Linked DNA regions of Homo sapiens: region 1 is linked to region 2. A link is an interaction called in ENCODE POLR2A ChIA-PET data of the cell type or tissue named here. Cell type or tissue: CD4-positive, alpha-beta T cell. All regions are shown on one strand. Each heading gives the region's core, and the rest is flanking DNA. Links, peaks and the distances in the headings are about the cores only. Region 1 overlaps SCML4 (Scm polycomb group protein like 4). Region 2 overlaps SCML4 (Scm polycomb group protein like 4).

The links. Peaks named below come from ENCODE experiments on the same cell type or tissue, not always from the same donor. Only the 100,000 strongest peaks of a DNase experiment are listed, where the experiment ranks them.
Region 1: POLR2A ChIA-PET joins it to region 2 with 10 read pairs; 3 of 35 experiments call an interaction of 5 or more read pairs at or near these places.

What each region holds. Positions count from the first base shown.
Region 1 is chr6:107,709,878-107,716,562 of GRCh38, reverse strand. All of the region lies in intron 6 of SCML4 (Scm polycomb group protein like 4), which reads left to right. Among named protein-coding and RNA genes, the nearest start is that of SCML4, 110 kb to the left of the region's middle. RefSeq lists a silencer at 3,054-3,163. In CD4-positive, alpha-beta T cell, for the core only: no CTCF peak of the experiment used is centred there; DNase peaks (open chromatin) are centred at 3,142, 3,455 and 3,722; H3K4me3 peaks cover 304 bases.
Region 2 is chr6:107,783,728-107,790,412 of GRCh38, reverse strand. The region is part of intron 1 of SCML4 (Scm polycomb group protein like 4); the gene reads left to right. Among named protein-coding and RNA genes, the nearest start is that of SCML4, 37 kb to the left of the region's middle. In CD4-positive, alpha-beta T cell, for the core only: no CTCF peak of the experiment used is centred there; DNase peaks (open chromatin) are centred at 3,002 and 4,042; H3K4me3 peaks cover 1,090 bases; H3K27ac peaks cover 2,449 bases.

The DNA of each region.
Region 1 (6,685 bases), core at 2,073-4,572, 74 kb after region 2:
AACCCCCCACAGCCCTGGCAAAGGGGGGCTTGAGGCCTGTATCAGACTGTTATTTATTGAACACCTACACTCAAGGGGGCCAGACAGTTTCCGACTTATTATAAGTTATATGTTTAGGATTTAATATTTATAAAAAGGTATTGGTATATTTGATTTAAAGATAAAGAAAAAGAGGTTCAAGAGAAGGTAAATCAAGTGTTAAGCCAGGATCTGACTTCAGTGGGCTCCAAAGCCTGTCTTTCAAAACAACCCCAGGGGTTTTCAAATCATGCCTGATGGCTTTCAAGGTTCTAAGAGATGGAGAAGATGGAACAAGAGCAGACAGGACTCCAGGTGCCCTCCCTCTCTTTAAGCAGGGCCTTTTCACATTTGCAGAGTGGGGTTCTATATGTGCTTTGCTTAAACAAAATTTGCACAACTAAAAATGTTTGGAAACCATGGAGATAAAAACCATGCTGACTTGAGTGGCAGGATGTTAAAGTGGGAGAGAAACCGCCAGCGTCCTCACCCATTTCTCACCTAGCTGTCAGCCTAGTGCCTGCTGTGGGTCCCCCCACACCCCACCCTCCCACCCAAATGACTGTTCAATATTGCTCTGAAGTTCCATCCCAAGTAAAAAGCAGTTATCATCAAAAAAACCATACCTCTTTAAGGGAGTTTGACCCAAGTCATAAACCATGGAAGAGACTTAGAAATGGCATTTTCCCCATGGTACTAATCAAAATGGTTTAAAACCACAAAAGCCAGAAAACTGCATGAGGCTGCAGGCAGAAGGGTGGGTATTGATGACTTGACAAACTCCTCAGCCTTCTCTCTCTGGCGGTACTTACCTTTAGCTTCCTGCAGTTGTGATATATCACGTCTGTCTCCGCTGCCAGTGGGCTCCAAGGGGATGTGTTCACAGGGCACATTTTCCTGGTGTCTGCTGATGCTCTGGTGAAAGTTTGAGAGCTCTTCCTTGTCTCTCATCCAAGATATAATCACCAAGAGCTATAAAGAGGTTTTGGATAACAAAAGCTTCCTGACTTGGGCATTTAACAAGACACACTGTAGAATTCCCAACCACAACTAGGTCCAAGATTCAGAATCAAGAAACGAAGTCAATCTGATATTGCTATTACAACCCAAATGCCTCCTGTGGTTGGATTTTTATTTGATAGGGCCTGGCATTGGGTGAGGGATGGAGACAATTTAGCTAGAAAAAGAAGAATGAGAACAGCATTGTATGTGAGGAGGTGAAGCGGACAAAAGCATGGCAAGAGCTGATTAATTAAAGAGTTTGTGTAGGGGCCAGACGCAGTGGCTCACACCTGTAATCCCAGCACTTTGAGAGGCAGAGGTGGGCGGATCATCTGAGGTCAGGAGTTCAAGACCAGCCCAGTCAATATGGTGAAACCCCGTCCCTACTAAAAATACAAAAATTAGCTGGGTGTGGCGGCACATGCCTGTAATCCCAGCTACTCGGGAGGCTGAGGCTCGAGAATCGCTTGAACCTGGGAGGTGGAGGTTGCACTGAGCCGAGATCATGCCACTGCACTGCAGCCTGGATGACAAAGCGGGACTTCATCTCAAAAAAAAAAAAAAATAAAGGGTTTGTGCAGGGACACCAGGGAAACCATGCTGGGAGGTTTGGGATCCATTTCAAGCAGATGGGGCTTTGCTCTGTAGTAACTGTAAACCAGACATTTCTGAACAGGGGAGTGAGCTGGTGGCCCTGGGATTTAGGAAAACAAATCTACTGGCCATTTATGGAATGACATCATCATAATAAGAAGAACAGCAACTACCTAATGAGTAATCCTGTTTAATGCTTTACAACATTATGCCATTTAATCCTTGCAACAGCTCAACGAGGTGTTTTATAGAGCAGGCAGTTAAGACTCAGGTTTTGGTTGGTCCTAGCCAGCAGAGACTTCCTGGGCACAGTGTGCCAGGGGCTCTTCTCACATCTGAGGACAGAGCTGTGAACAAGATGGACACCGGCCCTGTTCTCTGAGGGTTTGCAACTCCAGGGAGACAAATGTCAACAAATTATTACACTAATTTCATTACAATTGTGATGATTGCTGTCAGGGAGAAGTGTGGATGCTGTGGGAGAATCAGATGGGGAGGGAGTGGCTGAGCCTACCCTTCGGAGTCTGGAAAGGCTTCCCAGAGAAGGGGCAGTGGAGCTGGCTGGAATAAGCAGGAGGAAAGACAACCAGGGAGGGTCAGTAGGGAGGAGGGATGGCTGGAGGCTTCCCAGCAGAGGTAACAGTGCTTGCTAGGAGGTCACAGTGTCTTCTGGTGGCCAAGAAGGAATCTCGCTCAGCTCAGCTTGACTTCAAGCCCATGGTCTCTCCTTGTTTCTAGAGACATGCTCTCTCCTCACACAGGCAGGCCAGCTGGTCTCAAATAATTGAAAAGAAAAATCTGATTAAACTCTAAGGATTGAGTGGGCTCTCTTCCCTCTCATCTCTCTCACCACATGGCATCTTGAAAACTCTGGATAGAGTGAGTGATGCTTGCCTATAATCCCAGCTACTCGGGAGGCTGAGGCAGGAGAATCACTTGAACCTGGGAGGCGGAGGTTGCAGTGAGCCGAGATCACCCCACTGCACTCCAGCCTGGGCAACAGATAGAAATAATGAAAAACAGCACTGTTTCAAGCCATGTGATTTTGCCATAATCGTGGGCTAATCTGGGCATGTCACACATTTGATATGGCATTGTATCTAGAAAGGATGCATCTAGTGGGAGCAGGTCACTTGGAGATGCTGAGAACAGATCTCCCTCCCCTTCCCCTTGCCAGCCCCGGTCCTCCCAACCCAGTTCCAGGTGCCAGAAACCAAGAGGGCCTGGGCAGCTCACAGGCAGCCTGAGGACACAGGGGTCCCTGTCGGAGACAATGACCTTCCTGTCTTTAAGATTCTTATGGTCAGGCTCCAGCCCTGAGACACATTCTCTTGATTCTTAAAATATTCTTAAGAAGCAGCAAATAATATTCACAATTTATAGATGAAGACAATGAGGTCCGTAGAGAATGATCAGAGCCCAGGAGGGACGGGAAGCCTGGCTGTGGCTGCACTCGGTGTGTTTTGCATGTGGACACACTGATGCAGCCTTCAGCTGTGGGAGGAAGTGACTCCCTTAGTGGGAACAGCCTGAGGTGGGAGGGGTTACACAGTGTCATAAGGGGCTGGCAGGGGCTTAGAGATCAAGCCCTTTTATTTTACAACAGAGAAGCAGAGAGTCGATCACATGGCTGGTGGGTGGCAGGGGTTTCTGACTCCCAGCTCACTGCTAATTCCGCTCCTCCACATGACTCTGTTGTTAGCTAAAGAGTTTCTCCTGAATTATGAATGAGTGAAAGGAAATTATGTACGTATGGATGTGCTCATGGGCATGTGTAAGGCAGAGGGAGATTCACAGAGAGTGTGCAAGTACCTGTGCTGTGAGAATCAGGATTGCTTTGAAACACTGACTCATAGTCATCCTAGCTCTGGTAAATGTGAGTTCAGCTTTAGAAACAAGCATATTTAATCCATTCATAACTAGGTTTCACTTTTCACATGCCTCTGGCAGGGAATGACAAGACCAAGCACGATGTCCTCATTGGAGAACTCTGCCTGCTCACAAAGGTGTCTGGCCAGTGCTTCTTGGCATGCTCTGTCTGCTTAGGAGCAAGACTTTTCCACATCCATCATGTCTTACTGTTGATCTATCACATCTGCCTGCTGCAGCTGCACCAGGCTCCACCCATCTGTCTTCCTGACACCTTCGCTGCAGCTGGAGAGGGAGTGGCTAGTGTATTTATTATTTTTGTGAGCACAGACCACTGTGAGGCTCTGCAAACCTGCCACTGGAAAGCTCCATTTTTCTTCCTTTCTAAAGCGAATCTATGTGCTTTGGATCAGGAGCAGCTCCCGAGGTGTGACTTAGGCTGCCTGCTGCCCTCTGTCTTGTATGACTAAAAGGCCCCCTAAGAAACACGCCCGAGCCAGGCCCCTGCTGCCTCTGCTCCATCCTGGAAAAGTGAAAAGTGCCCACAGCAAGCCCTAGGTACCAGGAACAGAGCCCACTTTGCCATCTCAGTTATCTCTTTCCCTCCACAGCAATCGTCCTGAGAGCCTCCTCCTTAAAGACAAACCAGCCACCTGGCTCAGCCCTTCAACACTGTAGTTGAAGGGAAAGTGTTTCCCTGACCTAGCTCAAAGGACTCTAGGTTCCTGTGAATGATGCTGTTAATTGGTCTGGGTTTTCCCCCCTTCCTGTCAAATGCAGGAAATTAGATTTGACCTCTGCTCTGATCACTCTAAAATTATTCTTGGCACTAAAGACTTCCAGCCTTTGTAATCAGAGCATCTATTTTCACCCTGATTAACGCCAATGTTCTGATGGGGCAGGATCCAAAGGCAATGTGATTTCCGTGATTCCTCGTCCCCATGTTGAGTGCAGATGTCTTTAAATGGAGTGAAATCATCTTTAATAAGTGTGGATCGGCATTCAGATGGCTCCAGGGTGCATTAACAGATTCCCAGAAAAATGCCCCGTGCCAAACCACCTTATGGGACCCTTCCAGGTCCCACAAGGAAGAGGCAGGGAAGATCTCAAAGTCAATCCAATTCTCAGCCAAACCATTATGTGTTTAGGACAGACGCAGAAATGTGATGCTGTATTCTCCTCAGTGCTAATGGAGCAGCATGCACGTCTCAGGCACATTAAAAGGAGGAAGGAGACAGAGACAGCAGAAAGCCACTGTGCCCCGAGATCTAAAGAAGGGAAATAAAGTGAAGGCTTCTCAACTTCTAACTAGAATTCTTCTGTAGGAAAGCCGCTTCATTGTTCAGAGCCTTGTCTTTTTTCTAGCCTTAAAATAGAAGTAAAGATTACACACACAGGCTTTTGTATAAGTTACCGAGACTGTGTCTGCAGAGTATATTGATTCATCTCACATTTATCAAGTCCTATTTATAAACACAGTCATGCATCACTCAATGGGATACATTCTGGGAAATGCATCCTTAGGTCATTTCAATGTTGTGTGAAAATCATAGGTTGTACTTGCACAAACCTAGATGGTATAGTCTACTACACACCTAGGCGGTGTGGTACAGCCTATTGCTTTTAGGCTACAAACCTGTACAGCATGTTACTGTACTGAATACTGGAGAAAATTGCAACACAAATCACTAGGCGATAGGAACTAGAATCATTATCATCTTATGGGACCACCGTCCTTAGGCGGTGCATGACTGTATATGTACTCTGAGCCATGGAGGAGTCAATGATTATAACCCCTGTCATGAGAGGATCACATTTGTATTTTTCACCAAACGCTTCACCTAGCACCTGGTACAGAAAAGGTGCTCAATCAATGTTTGTTTTTATAGAGCAGGCAGTTAAGACTCAGGTTTTGGTTGGTCCTAGCCAGCAGAGACTTCCTGGGCACAGTGTGCCAGGGGCTCTTCTCACATCTGAGGACAGAGCTGTGAACAAGATCATGCCACTGCACTGCAGCCTGGGTGACAAAGCGGGACTTCATCTCAAAAAAAAAAAAAGAGTTTGTGCAGGGACACCAGGGAAACCATGCTGGGAGGTTTGGGATCCATTTCAAGCAGATGGGACTTTGCTCTGTAGTAACTGTAAACCAGACATTTCTGAACAGGGGAGTGAGCTGGTGGCCCTGGGATTTAGGAAAACAAATCTACTGGCCATTTATGGAATGACATCATCATAATAAGAAGAACAGCAACTACCTAATGAGTAATCCTGTTTAATGCTTTACAACATTATGCCATTTAATTCTTGCAACAGCTCAACGAGGTGTTTTATAGAGTGAGTGGGAGGCATGATCTCGGCTCAATGCAACCTCCACCTCCCAGGTTCAAGCGATTCTCGAGCCTCAGCCTCCCGAGTAGCTGGGATTACAGGCATGTGCCGCCACACCCAGCTAATTTTTGTATTTTTAGTAGGGACGGGGTTTCACCATATTGACTGGGCTGGTCTTGAACTCCTGACCTCAGATGATCCGCCCACCTCTGCCTCCCAAAGTGCTGGGATTACAGGTGTGAGCCACTGCGTCTGGCCCCTACACAAACTCTTTAATTAATCAGCTCTTGCCATGCTTTTGTCCGCTTCACCTCCTCACATACAATGCTGTTCTCATTCTTCTTTTTCTAGCTAAATTGTCTCCATCCCTCACCCAATGCCAGGCCCTATCAAATAAAAATCCAACCACAGGAGGCATTTGGGTTGTAATAGCAATATCAGATTGACTTCGTTTCTTGATTCTGAATCTTGGACCTAGTTGTGGCTGGGAATTCTACAGTGTGTCTTGTTAAATGCCCAAGTCAGGAAGCTTTTGTTATCCAAAACCTCTTTATAGCTCTTGGTGATTATATCTTGGATGAGAGACAAGGAAGAGCTCTCAAACTTAGCTCTCATCCTTAGGAAATAAAAATCTAACTAGAGGTTATAGAGAAGTTCATAAATAATTGTACTACAAAGTGGAATGTGAAAGCACCTTAAGAGATAGATGAACAAATAAAGATGTAGGAATAAAGGGGTAGGAAGCCGGGTGCTGTGGCTCATACCTGTAAACCCAGCACTTTGGGAGGCCAAGATGGGTGGATCACCTGAGGTCAGGAGTTCCCAACCAGCCTGACCAACATGGTGAAACCCCATCTCTACTAAAATACAGGAA
Region 2 (6,685 bases), core at 1,917-4,416:
CTTTCTTTTTGCAACTAAGAAGTGGAAGTCCTCAATTGTATCATTGTATTGCTCTCTCTCCCCCTTTCTTTCTATGAGTCAATCAAACCATATTGGCGGAGGATTCACTGTATGCAAAGCCCCAAGAGGTCACATAGATTTTCACCAGGCAAGATATTGTCCATGGTAATACTACTGTTGACTTGTCTCAGGGTGATTGCAAAGCTTCCTGGCTTTTTGATCTTGAGAAGTCAGCTGGTAAAATGCAACATCTCCCACCCACCTCCAGCTAGAAACAGAAGCGCTGGGAGATGAAACTTCTTGGATCTCTCAGCAGCTAACCTCTCGTTGACCAGGTGCCAGTGCTGAAAGGCTGGACTAGACTGGACTTGTGCCACTTTTCACAAGATCTGGAGCCTTCCTGAGCTGTCATCTGTATAGATTTGACAGACTCTCCATCTATACGGTGGGAGTACGTAATAATATTTGCCTTAAAGTCTTGTAGTGAGAATTTAATAAAATAATATATGCATGTATGTACGTTTTATTAATTCATTTATTCACCCACTATTTGTTGCTTTGCTGGTCCTGTGAGCTGGGCCCTGTGTGCAGTGGTGTGTGTCAGGATCAGTGCCCACAGCCCGGGGGACATGAGTGTGAGGGGAGAGGCCACCAAGGCTGGGAATCCTCCCTTCCACAGGTGTGGTGCTCTGAGGGAAGGAGGACTTGTTCAGGGACGACTCAGAGATGAATCTGGTGGTTTTGCTGTGGGCCGGCAGGCCTGGTCTCCAGAGATTCTGTGTTTGTGATTATTGGCCACTGTCTTTGTCTGGACTAAGTGTGTGTGGTGGCTGTTTCTTCCTGTGTGACCTGCCCATGTATCCTAGGCTCCTCGATTCTGGGAGACTGCGATGGAGAAGCTGTGTGTCAACGACGCAGGACATAGGGAATTCAGCCGTGCGCTGTCTGCACACCACAACATGCCAGAGGAACCCGCCTGGAAAGGGACCTGTGTTTATGCGGGGCAGTGGGGAGGCAGGATGGGCTGGGACTCAGAGGAGATGTGATGACCAGAGGTGCTCCGCTTCCCTCCCGTCTACCCACAAACATCCAAGGAAGGGATCTTTCTGGGTTCATCTTCACGTCCCTGTGCTCTGCTTAGTGTCTGGCCACTCTAGGTCCCCAGAAAATATTGTCAAATGATTGAAGGGATGATTGAGGAGAGAAAGAGAATAGTCCACTTCTGGCCAGTACTTCCCTTTGAGGGTTAAGAATTCGCTTTTGACCTTGGTCTTGCAGTACTTGTGAAGCCTGCGGAACCAACAGGCTGTGTAAGAGTGGCCACTGAGGGACATGGGCCAGAGAAGTAGTGACCTGCCCACAGTGTCCCTGGTGGAGCAACGCTGGGACTGTGCCTATCAGGACAGCTGAGAAGCCTTTGTGATACTTGGTGACCAGAAGCAAATTAGGCTGCATTTTGTCTTCTTTCCTGTAAGTCAGGGAAACACACACTGGGGGAGAGTTTTCCTATGCTCCTTGCTCCAGCCCCCACTCTTTCACCCATTCTGTTCTCAGACCTGGTGACATTTTACTTTCCTAGTATTTGAAGACCCTGGGCTTTTTCTTTGTGAAATAAGAGGGGAGAATAAACCGGTGTGTAGTGACTGTACATACAATGATGGCGACAGTGTCAGGCACCACCAGTACCCTAGCCTTCCTCCCTGGCTCACAGCTTTCTAGAGAGCTCTAAAACCCTCCCTAATACCAGGGTGTTGGTAGCAGCTTCACCCCCATGAGATGGGCATCATCTAGATGGGAGACAAGACTAACGTGATGCTCTGTAGAAAAAGATGAGGAATGTCGCATTGTCTGGATGGGTGTATTTCTTTTGCTTGGCAAATAAAAAGAAATGATCTGTCTTTATGTTGCCTTTAGGGACACTGCAAACAAGATGGTTGGAAATAGAGTTTCTATTGACTCTCTGTTCTCTACAAAGAGAACAAAAGAAAATAATTACCCAGGAAGAATAGTAATTTGTATCACACAGGGTTTACCAATTATGACAGGATCTCATGGTCATTTTCTCATGGGATCCTTATGGCAGCCTGGTGACATGGCTCTGGCAAGTACTGAAGTCTCCGTTTGACAGGGCAGGACACTGATACCCAAGAGTCACTCTGCTATTCTGCTTACTGCCCACTGCAATGCAAAGCCAGCTTTCCTGGTCCTTGCAGAAACATGGTCCTTGTCTATTGGGGAAGCAAAGCTTTCAGCTACCAAATGTGGAGAAACAAAATCAATTTCACGATAACTGTGCACTTGCTCTTGCCTTTTACCTCTAAATGCATCTTTCCTTGACCTGCACAAGAGGTGAAGGCATTGGTCCTGGTGCTGTTTTCATGTTTATTTTCTGCTGATTGTTCCCTGGGTCCGAGGTGGTATCTTTCTTAGACAGTTCTTGGAGGGCAAACATTGGGTTGCTATGTGTCATTACATAGCAGTAACAAAGTGTTTTAGATACTTCAGTGTTTTCCAAAGAGTATCATATGAAGGTATCATAGTTACACATTTCTGTACTTCAGGATGAGCATCTATATGCCTGAAAATCTGTGTGAAAATGTCTGTTGGAATTCCTTGAAGAATTCACAACCCCACCCCCGCAAGACTGGTGAATGGATTCCTACTTGGCAAGGTGCCGACTTGGAGAGTTGTGATTTGTGTTATTTGAATCTTGTTGCTTTATTGTTGAAGTTGTAAGAATTTTTATTAGCAAAGTATGTGAAAGGAATCTAGCTATACTGTTGGTTTATATTACAAAAAATCATCTTGAAAAGAGAATTTGCTTTATAGATAAAGATTGAACTAGAAACAACCCAAACACCAAACCACCAGCGCTTTCTCAAAACTAAATGTAAAGTATAAATAGAGAACAAAACAGGAAATAGTGGTTTGCAAAAATATATATATATGTGTGTGTGTAGCTGCATTCTAAGGTGTCTTTCCTTACACTGTGGGATGTGAGTGCCGAGGCTGAGTGACAGTCGCAGCTGCTGCCTCCTTAGCAGAGACAAGTGTCTCGCAGCAATTGCTGTCTTACTGCTGCCTGCAACCACTCTTTAGCAATCTTCAAAAAAAAATTCGGATCAGCTCTGTAGGCAATAAATAATTATGTTGTTCTATTCACCCGGTTATTTCATGCCCAGAGAGTTGACTGGGTTACTTTATACCATCCAAGCTTTCATGTTGTATCAGTCCCATTTCTTTATATCCTATAGAGACATGGAGATGTGGCCTGAAGGATCAGATTTCTCTCCTGTCCCCCAGCCAGCTCTGTTGCCAGCTCTCTGAATTCTGTCCAGGGCCGACACAGGGAGACAGCTGTAGGGAGTTATGCAGAGAGCTCTGGGGTGGAATCTACCCTCTGCCCACTAATGGGTGATCTCATGTAGCCTCTCTGGGCCTTAGCTCCTCATCTGGAAATCCGAGGACAGTAATGCTTATCTCAAAACCATTGTGAAAATTAAAAGAGATGAAGTAGGCGAAGAGCCATCTTGGCAGCATGGGATGCTCTGCGTCTTATTGCAGTGGCCTTGTTGTTGGAAAGTGGTTGCTGAGTCCTCTGCAGGTAAATTTCTGAGCCTGGTGGCCACTACTAAAAACAAAAGACAAGTACCCTGGGCTGGACTCTGCTGCCTCAGTGCTAAGGAATAGGAGGAGTCCTGGAAGAGGGCTGGGACACTGATCGTCCATTCATTTGTTCATACATCATTTATTTAATAAATATTTGTCAATCCTTAAGATGTGCCAGACACTGAACCAGGTGGGGATAGATGGAAGAAGACACAGAGCCTTCTCCAAGGAGCTCAAGCATATTAGAACAGAGAGACAGGGATGCCAATAAACAGAATAACATGTTGTAGGTGCTGTGATAGAAATGGGTCAATTACAGCCACAAGAAAGGATGTAGAATAGAAAGATTCTGTCCAAGTAGCAATTTTCAGGCAAGACTGTGGGGGAGGAGCCTCTGGAAAGCCACTTCCTTGAGAAACACAAATTTTTGTAGGTGGCTCCTTTTCATCTAGCCAGGGGAAACCACTCACATTTCAGGCAGAAACTGACACTGGTGGGAGAGAGGATAAGCTCCCTCTTGCTGAGCAAAGAACAAGTAATGCCTCTTCTTTGACTCCAACCTTAGACAAAACCATGAGTGGGGGCCCCAGATTAGAAGCTTCTGAGACCTGCTGCGATCCAACTCACTTGAGTTCTCATTGTAGCTTTGATTCAGATTAGAAGCAGGTCAGTTTCATTATTCCAGAAGACTTTCTTAGACTTGGAAATAATAATGAAAGCCTTCTGGAATGAGCTAGGAGTAGGGAAAGTGGGACTGCAGGGCTGCACACAGGGGAGCCTTCAGCCTAGCTGTCCTAGATGTCCTCTAGGGTTGGTAGCAAAATGGGAGCACCCCAAGGCCCCCTTGGAGTACTAGGCTGCAAGGAGCTAGTGAGGGTGAGGTGCGGAGGAGCTGTCAGGCAGGGTATGCGCCAGGCTCTGCCCCTCCCTTGGCTGTTTTGTGGCCCTGGAAAACCTCAGCCTCGTAGGACCTCTCTTTTTTTCTGAGCATCCTGGGCTCTTAGGTCATTATCCGTGAGATACTAGTTGCTTCAGAACTGTCCTCCTGCCATATCATGTACAGATGTCTCCTCTCCCTTACTAGCTATTTAACTTCTCAAAGTCAGGAGGGGAGTGCAGAGGACAGGCTCCACCACAGCACCCCGGTGACCTTGCACATCTCCACATGGGCCACATAGGCAAGGCTGGACCACGGCTGATCTCAGTCCTGGAAGAGTGACCTGTGATCCTCTCTGAGCATGAGAGTGTGGGAGGCTTGGGAGGTGCTACTACAAGGCCATTGGCCACTCACCCCTCTATCCACCCAGGAGGCTGTCACTAGATGTTTCTCACTGCCTTCTGGGTGCTTAGGAGATGGGAGGCTTTCTGCCTCACCCTGTCTAAGGGCACAGCTGCAGGCTACGAAACTGATTCGCTGCAGCCTGAGATCAGCTCCTCAGCAGTGGGGCGCAACAGCACTCGGATCGCAGTCACCTTGTTCCTGCAGGTTTTGTGTTGTCCTCTAGGACAAGGGACACAGGGAGTTGGTCCTCTTCTTGCTTTTGCTGTCTAAGTGAGAAACTGAGCCCTTAAAGCGTTTGTTTAAAGTCCTACTCATAGAAGAAGAATGCACTCCTTGACCCAAATACAACTCTGGACCGGGAAGATACAAATAAGAAAATTAGAAAATAAAATAAAGAAAATAAATAAACCAGGCGTGTCTGTCAGCTTTGTTTAACAGGGAGTTGAGAGATCTGAACCTGTACAGTATGGGGCCGAGGCCCAGAATGGTGAAGTGACTTGTCTCTGTCTCAGCTAGCTAGGAGTAGAGCCAGCACTAAAGTCCAGCCCCCTAAGTCCAGGGTCATGTCCACTAGCACCTGGTACTATGCCTCATGTGCCATAAACACCCACTGAAATGGTTGCTGGTCTGCTCAGCCAAACCACTGGGGTGATTAGGATCCCAGTCAGGGCAAATGCACACACCACGGGCCGTGATGAGTGCAGCCCCCACATATGGGCTTGTGATTTGGAGTCTTTTCAGGGTCCAGAGTACCTGACTCATTTCACCTCCCACGCACTAGGGCAGCTGGCCCTGGCTGATCAAAAGCTGAGGATATCAGAGCCACTCACTCATTTAGATTGACTTTATTGGATTGTTTTTATTTTTTAAAAATATACAACATTCAAATGGTAAAAAAGAGTATGCAGAGAAAAAAACCGTTCCTCTCTCTCCAGTCCTTAGAACCTCATTTCCTCTCCCCACCCCAGCAAGAGACAATTGCTACTATTGTAAAAATGCTTCCAGTGGTATCTTATGCATCCATAAGCATACATGCATGTATAGATGTGAAATGCTTACATGCATCTTCTTTACCCACTGTATGATAGCATGCTATACATGCCACTGTGTAAATTTCCACATTTATCTTAAAAGTCATTCTCTCTCATTTCTTTTATCCATGATTCTGCTGACCACATCAGTGGCAGAGAACATTGCATCTTCCCCATCCTCTGGGTCCCTTCTCTTGACTTACGGGTTTTGCCTGCAGGTGTATCTCCAGGTGTGGCCACAGAGAGACAGACTCCATGCTTTAAAATAATAGGAAAGATAGGAATTTCCCTTTCTTACAAGTTTTCCCATTCTGCCCGGTCACGAACTGGTCTCAAGGGCAGGCAGATGCTGTCCTTTTCATGTCTGTCTGTTGGGGTCTAAGTAGGAAATCTCTTTAGTATTTAAGGCATTGAGTATTTAATGCAGGAAATGGTCGCACAGTGATGAGCCAAAACAAGAGACTGGGCACTCAGCCACTGTCCCTGCAGCTGCAACCACCCCTAAGCTTGAGGGGCAGGGGCAGGAGGTGGCAGGACAGAAACGAGGACCAGGTCGCCCAGCAGAGCTTGGCACTGTTTGGGCCTGTTCAGAGGGAGCTGGAGCCATGGACCAGGAGCAGTTTCTAGTAGGGACCTAGCCAAGCAAAGATGGGGATTTCACCAGAGATGGGAATTTCACCAAAGATGGGCTTCACCCATCCCAACCTCTACCTCCAAACTCAGACCAGCACCTCCCATCAGGCAAACTCAGACCAGCACCTGC